Linked DNA regions of Homo sapiens: region 1 is linked to region 2. The links are chromatin contacts, found by Hi-C or POLR2A ChIA-PET in ENCODE. All regions are on one chromosome and are shown on one strand. Each heading gives the region's core, a stretch centred on a gene start or an enhancer-like site at or near the end of the contact. The rest is flanking DNA. Distances are from core to core; before and after follow the strand shown.

Region 1 (3,686 bases), core at 126-2,625, 150 kb after region 2:
GAGTTTGGGGAGGTCTCATGGCTTCTCGCATCCTATTTCCTGAGCTTCCCTGAAGCCAACTTCTGGCCACTGGTATGTGATGCGAGCACAGTGCCTCCTCCTGCTCCTCCAGGAAGCTTCTGCTGATTGAACGCAGGCCAGATGGCGAGATCCGGAGCAACCTTCTTAGATCAAGGGAAGAAAGGGGCACAAGAGGGGAGTAGGTAACAAGATAAAAGGAGCTCCCTCCCTGATGACTACAGAGCCATCGTGGCAGCCCTGGGCCTCCATTTCAGACGTTCATCTTGCCTAAGCCACCACCATCAGGGTCTCAGTCAGTCATCATTCTCATTTACTCGGGTGGCTGGGTGAGGGCGGAATACTACCTTCCAGCTGTCTGAGATTAAGCCTAAGCCACCACCATCAGGGTCTCAGTCAGTCATCATTCTCATTTACTCGGGTGGCTGGGCGAGGGCGGAATACTACCTTCCAGCTGTCTGAGATTAAGCAGAACAGCAGCTAAAGCAGTAACAGCAGGTCTCCTTCAGCAGCTTGCCACAGGGAAGAGGGTCCCGCGTGAACCGAACTCAACTTCCACCTGCGCAGAGGTAGCTACCATTTGCGTAGAGGTAGCTGGGTCTTTAAGGTTAGAGGGAAGGCGCAGGGAGGGAGAGACGGCGGGTGGGGGTTGAACAAAGTGGAGATTCACAAAAGCAGACTAGGGCGGGCGACGTGATCAGATGACCTGTGCGGGCGGCAGCCTCCTGCCCTCCTCCCCTTCGTGCGCCGGCTGGAGCGAAGAGTTCTTTTGACAGCCGTGAGCTTCCCCGCCAGGAACTTACTGGGGCTGCATCACCCTAGAAACGTGGCTTTGGGCTGTGGAAACGCTGCCTCTGTGGAAGTCTCTCCTCGCGGGGGTGGACGGGTCGCTGCGCGCCCAGCGTTCTTCTGCGGTTCTCACAGCCCGCCGCCGCCGCCGCCTCGGGGACCTTTGCGGGGAGGCCTCAGGTCAGCGCCGCCCTTGCGATGGCGGGAGAGCAGAGCGGCCCCAGGGCCTCTGAGCTCCGGCCCCGGCACGTCCCGCCCTCTCCTCCGCTTGCGGGAGCCGGGGCGCCTCGGAGGGAAACCTTCCGGACACAGGCCGGGAGAAGAGGGGCCGTGGCGCCATCGCGCAGCTTCCTGGTTTCGGCCATGTTTTTTTTTTTTTGAGACGGAGTTTCGCTCTTTTTGCCCAGGCTGGAGGGCAATGGCGCCGTCTCGGCTCCCTGCAGCCGCCGCCTCCCGGGTTGAAGGGACTCTCCGGCCTCAGGCCGCGGTGTTCTTGTAAATTAGAACCGGCCTATGCGCCAAGCGCGGGTCTCGCGGCTGCGGAGAGAGGCCCAGCAGGGGGCGGGGACGCCGGGAGGCGGGGCCTGGCCGAGCTGCGCACACCCGGGTGGTTCTGGCTACGGGTACCCGGACCTGCCCAACGACCGTTCTCCATTCCCGACCTCCGCACCCTACCCGGTCCGCAGGGCACCTTCCTCCTCTCTCTCAGGCACGTCCTCGACCTCAGTTGCCACGTGCACATGCTGGTGCCTTCCAGGTCGGTCTTTCTCCACCAGACTCCACCTGGAACTTTCTTCCTTTTCGTCCTGTGCTGGCCTAACCCCTGCTCGGCCTCGGCCCTCAGCTGCCGGCTCTAACAAAGCCTCTGTCTTTCCCAGACCCCTGTGACCAGGTCAGGCTCTGCTCCCTGCGTTCCTCTCTCCTTGCTTCCCTCCTCCTCCCCTCCCCAGAATCGCTTGAACCTGGGAGGCAGACGTTGCAGTGAGCTGAGATCGCACCATTGCACTCCAGCCTGGGTGACAAGAGCGAGACTCCATCTCAAAACAAAAAACAAAAAACACAACTCTTGCTGGCTCCTTGATTTTAGCCCAGTGAGATTCACTTCTAATTTCTTTTTTTCTTTGAGACAGTCTGTTCTGTCACCCAGGCTGGAGTGCAGTGGCGTAATCATGGCTCACTGCAGCCTCAACCTTCCTGGACTCAAGTGAACCTTCCACCTCAGCCTCCCAGGTAGCCGGGACTACAGGGGTGCACCAGCATGCCTGGCTAATTTTTGCATTTTTTGTAGAGATGGGGTTTCACTATGTTGCCCAGGCTGGTCTGAAACTCCTGTGCCCCAGCAGTCCTCCTGCCTTGGTCTCCCAAAGTTCTGAGATTACAGGCATGAGCCACTGCGCCTGGGCTTCCATTTCTGATTTCCAAAACTCTAGGATAATAAATTTACATTGTTTTAAGCCACCAAATTGTAGTAATCTGTTACAGCAGCAATAAGAAATGAATACAGCCATGCTTGATAATTCCTTTATCAAAAGCTACCTATTGGTGTTAGGAAGTATTGTTTTAAATTCTAAGACAGTGTTTTCACTTTCTATCTTGTGCACTGACTACCTCATGACCCCTTAGGTACCAGTCAGGACTGGTAGACTTTAATGTGGAGAACTTCTGAAACAGCAGTTCTCAAAATGTTACCTCCAGACACACAGAATCTGCATCACCCAGGAACTTGTAACCATGCAAATTCTCAGCCACCCAGACTTCCTGCATCAGAAACTCTGGGGCCCAGCAGCCTGTGTTTTAACAAAGCCCTTCAGGTGATTCTGACACTTGCTCAAGTTTGAGAACCGCTGTTCTAGGAGCTGGTCCTGCAGGGAAAGGGTGGCCTCTCAGTTCAGGTTCCAGTGTGGCTGGGGGTGGGGGTCAAGGTGAGGGTTTGGTTGTTGTGTCTGACAGTCAGCCAGGCTTGAGCACACGGACTGTTTACAAGGCTGCACTTTCCATGTTCTGGTCAGCAGTCTCCTGGTTCATTCCGTTACGAATGGACTGTCACCCCAAAATTAATGTTGAAATCTATTTCTCTATTTGGAGGTGGGGCCTTTGGGAGGTAATTAGGTCATGAGAGTGGAGCCCTCATGAATGGAATGACTGCCTAAGAGAACAGAGATGGCTCACACCTGTAATCCCAGCACTTTGGGAGGCTGAGGTGGGCGGATCACGAGGTCAAGAGATCGAGACCATCCTGGCTAACACGGTGAAACCCCATCTCCACTAAAATACAAAAAATTAACCAGGTGTGGCAGCGGGTGCCTGTAGTCCCAGCTACTCAGGAGGCTGAGGCAGGAGAATGGTGTAAACCTGGGAGGCAGAGCTTTCAGTGAGCTGAGACTGCGCCACTGCACTCCAGCCTGGGCGATACGGTGAAACTCTGTCTCAAAAAAAAAAAAAAAAAAAGAGAACAGAGAGCTAGCTTGCTGATTTTCTGCCATATGAGGATACAGTAAGAGGGCAGCCATCTGCAACTTGTAAGATGACCCTCACCATAACGTGACCATGCTGGCACCACGATCTCAGACTTCTAACCCCCAGAACTGAGAAATAAATTTCTCCACCACTCTATGACACGGTATTTTTTTTTTTTTTTTGAGATGGAGTCTCGCTCTATTGCCCAGGCTGGAGCGCAGTGGCACGATCTCGGCTCACTGCAACCTCTGCCTCCCGGGTTCAAGCGATTCTCCTGCCTCAGCCTCCTGAGTAGCTGGGATTACAGGTATGCGCCACCACACCTGGCTAAGTTTTGTATTTTTAATAGAGATGGGGTTTCACCGTGTTAGCCAGGATGGTCTCGATCTCCTGACCTCATGATCCGCCCGCCTCGGCCTCCC
Region 2 (3,763 bases), core at 1,203-3,702:
CTCTGCTCTCAGTTCTCTTGGGTACGTAACTAGGCCCCAGGCGTGACATTGCTGGGTAATTCTTTTGTTTTTTGAGGAACTGCTGCGCTGTTTTCCACAGTGGTTGAGTCATGTTCCATTCCCAACAGCAGTGCACAGGGGTCTATCCCGTCCTCCCCGCCCCGTGTTATTCTCTGGTGTGTGTCTAACTCTGGCCATCCAGTGGTTGCACGGCATCATCTCCCTGTGGCTCTGGCTTGCCTTTCCCTGGCGACAGTGCTGCCGGGCACCTTTTCCTGGGCTTGCTGGCCAGTTGCCTCTCATTGGAATGGCATCTCTTTGAGCCCTCTGCCCGTTGTCTACATTTGGAAAACCCAACAGCCTGTCCCATTTTTAGTGTCCTGAGTTTAAGCATTTCTGCCCAAACCATCAAGCAGCTTCATCCAGAGGCATCTTCATCAGTGCCTGAGCCCCCCGTCCCTTTCGAGGAGGGCGTGGGATCATCTGATTTCTCCCGTGGGCATTGAGTCACCACCATCCTCGGGAACCCTGGGAACATTCCCAGAAGACCTCCTTCCCCCAAACCTCAGCTGTGCCCGGACCCCCTCCCCACCCAGGCAGAGGGCTGCATGTCATTGTAGGGGTGTCAGGAGACTTGGGTCCCGGTCACAGTTCCACCATGAGTGTGAGATGCGAGTGCTGGGCCTCCGTTTCCCCGCACACAATGGGGAGAGGGATGTCCGTGTTCTCCAGTGGGTGGCTCAGGCCGGGTGTTGGAGGAAGAACCTCGAGGAAGAGAGGGCGGTGCCTGTGTGGGCAGAGATGGTGGCGCCTCCGAGGCCAGGGCTGACTCCCATCTCTGCTCCTCCTCCTGCTGCTCCTCCAGGCCACCCTTCCTGGCTGGGGGCCCAGGAGGAGAGGTGTCTGCAGAGGCCCTGCACCCCACACTGGGTCCCCTGCTCCACATGTTGGGAAGAAGGAATTTCGGTCTGGAACTGAGACTGCACTGCCACGATGGTGACTGCTGTCCTCTTTGGACTCCAGGGAGGTAGCTGTCCTTGGCATTTATTGAGTGCCGGCAGCAGCTGAGTCTGTGCTGTGAACACACCTTTCCACACACGCCAGCCCCGTGTCCAGAGCTCCAAGACCACCTGAGGGATTCACTCAGTGGAGCTCATGTGCTTATAGCGACTCTGTTTCCCAGGTGACCAGCATGACCTGGAGGAAGATATGCCAGGGCAGACGTCCTCTGAGGAAGCCACAGGGGTTCACATGGTAAAGACGTCTTCTTTCCTCTGAAATGGAAATTTTATTTCTCTTGGTGTCTCTCTGTTTCAACTGAATTAACATGTCTAAACCTTAACCGTGTACACTATAGGTGACTGACAGAATTTCTTGGTGTGCAAATGTCAGAGTTCTTTATCAACTAAAAAATGGTTTCACATGGCATCCACATTTACAAACTGTATGTCAGCAGACATTTTCCTCAAGAGAAATGCCTTCTTGTTGAGAAGTATTTGGAATTGTCAAACAAAAACAATTGAAAACCTTGCACAGAAATCTTGTGCCTTTCCATGCATATCTTCTAGATACCGGGGCCATTGTCTCAACCACTATTTACCATCTGTTTTTTTAACATCAACAAGTGAAGAAAAGACCTGTGCATGCAGGACACAGCCTGGTCTGACCCTCATAGTGTTTTATTTTTCTCTAGATGCAGGGGGACCCAGACACACTGGCAAACAGTACGTATTCTGGGATCATCTCTTTGTTTAGGTTCGAAATCTTAGTGTGGCAAAGGTGGCGCTGTTTTGCCTGCCTTTGCTCAAGAGCCACTCTGGTTTGAGCTTCCTGCCAGAAATGAGATTTGGGAAGTTTGGTTTAAGAAAATACTGAGAGTCCAGTAAACAACCCTAACCATGCTACTGTCATCCCTGGAAGCAGCAGTGTCATGTAAGGTGCGGTGGTACATCAGGGTTGGGAGGGACAGAGGAGAGAGTCCTTATGGAATGATTGTGGATGTCTTTGGGAGTGTGTGTGCATTTCCCCAGAAAACATACTCCCATGTTGAAAGCACAACACAAGGATCAATGTTCAAGGAAAATTCCATCAGCACTGCACAGTTTGCATAAATCAACCCATTCATCCTCCACCTCAGCTGTGCCCAAAGATAAGTTTACTATCCCCAGACCTCAGATGGACATGGTGCAGAGTCGAATTTACCAAGCTCTTGGTCTTTTAAATGGAAGAGGCACATGTGACCTCGGCAATGAGTGGAAGGTTAATGCCATGGGCTACTGCACTGAATTTGTCACAAAGCCCTGGTATAATTTCTTGCTAAGCCAAGTTACTCCAGCAGTTGCAGTGAGCTGAGATCATTCCATTGCACTCCAGCCTGAGTGACAAAAGCGAGACTTCCTCTCAAAAAAGAAAAAAGAAAAGAAAAGAAAGAGATCAGGCTCTTGGTGGTGGTGAATATAGAGAAGCTGCTCGGGGGGCTCTGGGGCAGTGGGGGAAGGGACGTTCTTCCTCCTTCACATGGGCCTATGCTTCAGAGCCATGGGGAGAGTTTCTGTTCTTTCCTGTGGTGCCCACATCAGCCTGGAGGGATGGGCAGGGCAGGGGCTGCCACCCAGAGTTGACAGCTCTGGGAAGTGAAATGAGGGATTTGAAGTGACCTGCCCAGAGTCACAGCACTCGGGAGTGATGGATCTGGGACAAGAATGTAGTTGGTTTTCTGGGGACAGAGGTCCCTGAACGCCTGAGACCTCCAAATCATGGACTGGACCCTGAACCAGGGGCTCTTTTCACTCCCTTTCTCGATCCTCCTGCCCCAGGTCTCTTCAGGAAGGTGGATGCCTGGAGGTGGCTAAGTCCAGAGAAGAGCTTCAATCATTCAAACAGAAACCTCCGGCCCCTGACCTTGCTTTGTGGTGAGCACATGACCAGTGACCATCCCAAGGGACCAGGGGGGTCTGTTTGGCCGCCAGGCTGGCTCAGAACTCAGGACGTTCCAAGCCAACTGCCACTTAACGGCTGTGCCAGGAAAAAACCTTCCTGCAACTGACCAACCCTGCAGGAGCAGTTAACGGAAGTTAACTGAAAATGTGGCCATCGGGGCTGGTGCATCAGTGGTTTGATGAATTCTATCCACGACCCATCCATCTTGCTGACGGCCGACCTGAGCAGCTACCTGAGAGCTGGCAGCGCTCGCTCGATGAAGGCCGCCGAATGACCTGGAAGCCACCCTGATGGGCAGGGCCCTCGAGGTTAATGAGACACAGGTAAAGTGTGCCCCAGGCCATGAGCAGGGGCCCTGAGGAGGAGGACTGTGAGCAGGAAGCGAGCTCCCTCACCTGCTCGCAGGAGACAACCCAGATAGATCAAAAGCCAAGAGCACAAAACCATGTGACAGCTGAGACAAATGTTGGCTTTTTAGACCTTTAAGGCAAGCATTTTGGTATTACAGGGACAGAATTAGAACCTGGGGGAAGCTGATGGAGCTGATGAAAATTTGAAGGAGGTGGAGGTTGTGCTGAGCCAAGATTGTGCCATTGCACTCCAGCCTGGGCAACAGAAGGAGAAGAGGGAGACCCCGTCTCAAACAAAAAAAAAAAAGAAAGAAATAGATTTCAGAATGAAAAATTGTTACCTCTTGTATTCTCATTGAGAACAAATTGATATCTTACGAACAGCTTACTTTTTAACCTTTGGTTTGATATTAGCGTATGTTTAATATTGTAGCTAGTTTTAATAAGACCCTATAAACAAATCTATCTCGGTT

What was found. A loop is a pair of places that touch in the nucleus more often than their neighbours do. ChIA-PET counts read pairs that join two places held with the same protein, here RNA polymerase II (POLR2A). Pooled maps may share reads with other maps.
Region 1: a loop to region 2 is called in a map of naive thymus-derived CD4-positive, alpha-beta T cell, with 3 times the contacts of the local background. The contact joins the promoter of HEIH here to the promoter of LINC02222 in region 2. A Hi-C loop is called at or near these places in 1 of 168 maps with a recorded cell type or tissue (naive thymus-derived CD4-positive, alpha-beta T cell) and 6 of 50 pooled maps. POLR2A ChIA-PET finds 5 or more read pairs at or near these places in 3 of 52 experiments (B cell, naive thymus-derived CD4-positive, alpha-beta T cell and naive thymus-derived CD8-positive, alpha-beta T cell).

Annotation. Positions count from the first base shown.
Region 1 is chr5:180,830,243-180,833,928 of GRCh38, forward strand. HEIH (hepatocellular carcinoma up-regulated EZH2-associated long non-coding RNA) reads right to left here and starts at 1,376. Exons shown (of 1, transcript NR_045680.1): 1 at 1-1,376. LINC00847 (long intergenic non-protein coding RNA 847) reads left to right here and starts at 715. Exons shown (of 3, transcript NR_045679.1): 1 at 715-987; 2 at 2,431-2,618. It also overlaps a transcript of ZFP62 not described here. RefSeq lists silencers at 941-990, 1,351-1,480, 1,921-2,090.
Region 2 is chr5:180,681,644-180,685,406 of GRCh38, forward strand. LINC02222 (long intergenic non-protein coding RNA 2222) reads left to right here and starts at 2,453. Exons shown (of 2, transcript NR_146728.1): 1 at 2,453-3,263.